Regions from separate parts of the Homo sapiens genome. Here region 2 is linked to region 1. A link is a loop called in an ENCODE intact Hi-C map of the cell type or tissue named here. Cell type or tissue: mammary epithelial cell. All regions are shown on one strand. Each heading gives the region's core, and the rest is flanking DNA. Links, peaks and the distances in the headings are about the cores only. Region 1 has its middle 300 kb from the start of LINC01950. Region 2 has its middle 300 kb from the start of EFNA5.

The links. Hi-C counts contacts between places; a loop is a spot of excess contacts. Peaks named below come from ENCODE experiments on the same cell type or tissue, not always from the same donor. Only the 100,000 strongest peaks of a DNase experiment are listed, where the experiment ranks them.
Region 2: a loop joins it to region 1, with 2.7 times the contacts of the local background. A loop is called at or near these places in 5 of 110 quality-filtered maps.

What each region holds. Positions count from the first base shown.
Region 1 is chr5:107,305,153-107,308,074 of GRCh38, reverse strand. No RefSeq gene overlaps it. Among named protein-coding and RNA genes, the nearest start is that of LINC01950, 300 kb to the right of the region's middle. In mammary epithelial cell, for the core only: a CTCF peak has its summit at 1,339; no DNase peak of the experiment used is centred there.
Region 2 is chr5:107,368,952-107,371,873 of GRCh38, reverse strand. No RefSeq gene overlaps it. Among named protein-coding and RNA genes, the nearest start is that of EFNA5, 300 kb to the left of the region's middle. In mammary epithelial cell, for the core only: a CTCF peak has its summit at 1,145; a DNase peak (open chromatin) is centred at 1,093; H3K27ac peaks cover 335 bases.

The sequences.
Region 1 (2,922 bases), core at 224-2,723:
GTAATCATTTGGGTTCCATGGAAAGCAGAGTTTGCTGTTGAGATTTGTGTTCAGGTGGTTTATTAGGAGTGGACTTAGAGAATGACACTTTTAATGGGAAGAGGGAAGGAAGCCAGATTTTATAGAGCAAATGTTAAGCTCCAATGTAGTTGCAACAGGGCCCTCAGCCAATCCCCTGTGGAGCTCTCAAACTGGGATGGTCTTTTTGAGATGTCTTGAATTGAGGCAAGGGGTCTGGGATTTTGTAAGCCCTCTCTGACTAGTGATTTAATGTGGGTGTAATTTTGGGCAAAACAGCTTCTTGCAGCTGAGGGCTATCCTTAGGCTGTCATCAGAAAACACGCCCACCAGCTGGTAAGTGAGTGCCTTAGTCCTGAGAGGGGGTGTTGCTCAGATCCACTGCCTTGTATAATAGCTTCATTTGATCTGAAGATGACTCCTTCAGGATTCCAACTACTACAGCAAGGTTTGTAGAAGGAACTGCAGCCTGCATCATGGGTCTCGGTCTCAGCACTGTGACTGAGAACTCATTATTTCCCTCCTCTACTATCCCTTCTAGATTCCCCTTAGCCTCAATTGGCACCTCTGTTGGTCTAGGAGGCTTACATGGTAGGATCACTCACAGCTTACCCCTAAGCTGTGCTCTTCTCAGATCATAGCTGGTACACTTGTCCATTTATTTTCAAATGAAGGTCTACTTAAGGAAAATTATGCTTTTCCTTACAAGCTGGTCACTTGGCTCAAGGAGCCCAAAGTGATTATGCAGTAGTTTGACTCTTTCTATCTCCATTCATGGACACATTCTACTTCAGTTAGTTGCAGGCAAGATGAATTGCTACCAGCAACAGAGACCAACGCTGAGTTCCTGGTATGGCACCATCCCTTGAGAAGACCAAATATTCTTTACTGGCAAGTCTATTACACTGGACTTCTAATATCCTGGAGTCGACTCTATTATATTACCTCTTCCACTATGGAAGGGGTCCAGAGGAATTGACATGTCACCTTGTGATGTTTTATCTGCATAAGAGATACGCCACAGGGGACTTGGTTTTGGTCATTGTTGCTACCAGATTATTCATTAATGAGCAGAATAGCTATCTAAGCTTTATTGAGTGGAGAACTGTCCTGTTTCACCCAAAATATCCTCCCTCCATCTCTGCCAACGTGGCTACTCTTTTCATGCACATATTATTCCAGCATTGGGGTGGCTGATGATTTAGGCTGTGTAATGTCCTCTGTCCAAGTCATCTGGTCTACTTTGTTAATTAGTACCTATTCTTGGGTGGTGGATGATCTCTAGTGGCCATTAATAGATGATACAAAGATCTTCAGAGTTTGTGCCCAGTCCCATATTCACACAACTCTTTGCCTTATTATCCCTGATCTTTCAATCTTTCTCCTTCCGAGCTCCTGACCAATAAACCAAGCCATTTTTTACTGCCTATAATAGGGCTCAGACCAATTATTTTTCTACATCGAGTGGATGACTGGGAGCACCACCTGAAGCTCCTTTGGGAGGATTTCCTCACTGATGTTTCTCAGAGCTACCCTTAGAGTGTGGCAGTAGCTCATTTTTGTTTTGCATTTTCGTATCAGTCTAAACCATTCATGATTTTCTCCTTCATCAGTGGGTCATAAGGGTACACTCCATCCTCCATGCAGCCATAGGACTGGTGCGACAGTAGTAGATGATCTCTAAGGAGGTGCGGAAAGCAGGGTTAGGTAGAGGGAGTACTTGAAATGTGATTTAGTTGTAACAGAGCCTTCAGCACACCCCATAGGGAACTATGCAGCTAGTATGGATCTTTAGCAATGTCTCAAAATGAAGTCAGAGGGCTGGGCCTCTGTATTCCTGACTGGACCAGTCCAGTCACTGGGTGTGGGATGCCTCTGGGGACTGGAGGTAACCTTGGGTGAGGCAGTTTCCTCATGCTCAGGGCAATTCCTGACGTGGAGCTAAGCTGTGAGTTCACTAAGCAATCCCCCAGGTAGCTGGGGGAGCTAGTGCCTAAATCTTGAGTGCAGGGTCCTGGTAGCACACAGAAGATCCATTACACCAACTCCAAATCATGTAAATTTTCCCAGGAAAATTCACCACCTGAAAAAGTAAGACACACACACACACACACACACACACAAAACTGGACTGGTTGAAGCCTACATAATATACAAACAAGTAGCATTTTGAATTTGGGGGATTATTGAGCATTCTGATAATTCCAATAATTGGGCATCTTACGGGTAGTTGTTGAGATTTGAATGCAGGAATGAAGGAGCAGAGTGTTGGGACTGAAATGAAATTTATTATCACATCCATATCTGTCTGAAAGCTGATCCGTGGCCCCTTATTTGTGAACTCAGTGACAGGTACTAAGAAGAGGCATCACCATGTATGCAGTCACCTGACACAAAAGCCTGGTTATCATTCATGACTCTTCTTGTTTTCATATTAGAGTCCATCATCTCATCCTGCAGATGGGCACTCTGTGCTTTTTCGTGAATTCTGCAATCCTCTTCATATCTGTTGCCTTAGTTCAGGATCTACTCACTTTTTACCTGGATCATAAAAACAGCCTCCCCCTTTGTTTGCCTCCCTTCCAACTCACAGCTTCCTTCGGCTTTTGTACACTACTAAACTTGAGCCAGAATGATTTTTCTAGAATGTAAATCTAGACATTAGGCCCCTGTTTAGAATTTACAAATGGCTATTTATTGCTCTTCTCATAAAATCCAGTCCCTTAAACTGGAATACAGAGCTCTTCCTGACCCAGTCGTTGCCTGTCCCACTGAACACTCTCTTATCACTCCTGCCTGGACCTTGACTTCCCTTTTTTTAAGCCTTATTGACCTGGGGTTTCATTCACATGTACTACTCTCTCTCTGCCTTCTGGACTATACAGTGGTTGTTGCCTTTGCTTG
Region 2 (2,922 bases), core at 187-2,686, 64 kb before region 1:
GCTGGCTAAATGTGAGAGTGTGCAGACTCTGAGCAGGAAAACTAGGATCTACTCCCATAAACATGTACAATTATTGTTATTAGTATGTATCAGTAAAAAGAAAAAAATTTAAAAAAAAAAAGAGGACTAGGATCTGCACCTTTAAAGCTCTGACCAGTCTGGGCACTTGGATTCACAAAGATGACACAAAATCCTGTAGGTTTAGGGCTTCCTTAAATTCACTCTCTAGGCTTACCTTAGTCTGGACTGGATGTTAGCACAAATTACAAACCCTCAATTTACTACTAGTTCAGGTTTTGAGGTTATCACAAATTAGAGTGCCCTGCATTCTCTGTGGGTCCTGCCCTTCTCTGGTCCCTGTCAGTATTCAACAAAGCAAGTTAATCTCCCTAGTAAGTGACAGCTCTGCCTCTTGTAAGTGGCATGGAATCAATTTTTTTAACTTGATTTGAGAAGTGAGGAGAGTATCAAGAATTCAGTACTAGCTGGTGGATTCATTAGCAAGCTGAATCAGTTTTAGCTGAAATCAGTTTGGCTGTCCTCATCTCTTAGTCCTGCTTTTTCCCCCTTCCTTTTATCATTGATTCTGCCCACAAGACTTATTACCTACTCTGTCTGTTGAGGATGCCAAGTTCCTTTGCTAAGCTGTTCACAGCAGACAAAAACACACCCTAGTGCTCTGATCCACACTTTCACAACTCCATTGAGAGGAGAGAGAAAAAGTGGGTTCCACAGATATTGACCAAAACTCTCCAGGATGCTCTGAGAAGCCAAAAAGATAACATAGAAGGAAGCAAACGTAATTGTCATCAGGACCCCTCATTATTGTATACAACAGGTATACACAATCTTCCAGAAGCAGCCACCCAAACACAAGAAAGTTCTTCTTTCCAGAAATATGGAAAGAACCTACACCAAAGGAATTGAGATTTTTTTTTTTTTTAGTGGGAGATTTGCAAAAAGGAAGATTAATTTTGTAATCACTACAATATTTCCCCTGCTTCTAAACCCATCCTCTGCCCTGATCAAGTTTGTGGATGGACAGGCAGGAACAAGTGAAAATGATGACTGTGTAATGGGAGCCGGTCCAGGGAGGGATAGGCCCTTGTCCAGCACAAATCTGTTCTTGGTGCTGCGTGTCTACATTGCTCACTGTGGTCACAGAGTCTCGGTGCAGTTTTCATTTGGGGACAATCCCACTGGGAAATTTATGTAAGGAACTGAAGCATAGTGACACAGTGTGCCTGCAATTCCTGTGGCGGGGGGGCGGGGAGGCAATGCTGACCTATGACTTCCCATAGACCCCATCATCCCTGATGTCTGTCCATGACCTTGAGGAGTTCACGGTTTAGAGGAAGTTCTCATTTGGAGGGAGGCTCTCCAGACTTCTCTCTAAAGAAATAAACTCTGACTCCCCCTCTTGAAACCAGAATACAAATTTATAGTCATCAGAACTGCTTGTTTCTGTAGTAGCTAGCAGAGTTTTATTCTAGTTTCTTAGGAAGAGTGACTCCAGGGTATGAGAGAGAATGACTGGAGTTATAGCAAGTTTCTCATCTTAAAATAAGGTTTGGCCTTCATGTCATATCACATTGACTTGCTGACTTTACTACAATGGCTTGATTCTCATAGATCAAGGAAAAATTTTTTTCTGAAAAGGGCAGAGGAAAAGTGAAATACATCATGTCTTAGAATCCAGAACCTTCTGCAATTTCCTGCTGTTGACAAGTAAGTGATATCAAATCATACGCAAACTGCAAGTTACTTCACTTCACCCAAAACTAGCCCCAGGAAAGAAGAATATAAAGATTTGCTTATTCATTTAGTCACAATTTATGGAGCATCTACTATATGCCAGAACTTGTGCTCAGAACTATGGATATTTTTAAAAGGAGACTAGCTGCACCCGGGTAAAGCTCCCAGTCATTATGGGGCTGCACACATCAGTGAGGAAGCTTGTGAGGCCATAGTCCCTTCTGAGGAAAGAAAGAAGGCATTTATTTACTGGGCTGCCATGTAATATGCCAAGTCATCACACTGATAACTGATTGGACAGGGAGTGGGCACCTGACCCAGAAGCAGCCAATCCTCAGGCTAGTCAATGTCCTATATATATTCTGGCAAGGAAAGAAATATTTCTGCCATTACTTGTTATATAATAATTACCCAGAACAATTAGTATATCCTGCTTGAAAGGTAATAGAAATAGAATAAATCAGAAGAAAGGGAGATAAACAAAAGAGAGCAGATATGCAGAATGTACCTAGTGTCATTTCTTCTAGCAAAGCCCTAACTTTGATTGTGCAGTTCCATAGAGCTGCTTCCTTAAGCCCAGAACAACCTCCTAGTTCTGGTCACTGTAATGCCTGGTCATTATTTGACTTCTATTTTGAGAGTTTCATAATATTCTGACTCCATTATTAGCATAGGCGTCCTTAAAATAAGCCCTCATTATTTGAGGCATCCTGTGTGAATCACAGTTCTTTGCAAGCAAAATAGTCTATTAAACAAATATAGGATAAGAGGGCTGGGAAGAAAGTGTGATGAAAGCACAGAGGGAGTAATTAATGCTACTAGAATTTCAGAATCTGATTTTGAATTTCAATGTATTACCGTACTGAAGACTTTTGCCATATTTCAAAGGTCACATCTAAATTGACAAAATAATTATATAAAATGGTTCCCTTGATTTTCTTGAAGATTCAGACTTTTTTTAATTTGATGAGATCGGGTACAAAATAAAATAAATGTCCCCACTGATACCTCATTTCAGTTGGCACAGGGAGGAGTTACAAAAAAGTAAGATTCCGATTAGAGAATCAATGAGAAGGGCTAACAAATGGTAAGATGAATGCCAAACACTGCCACAAATGAGCTCAAGGATCAATAGTGGAAAAATAAAAAAAAGGACCTTTCTAAGTC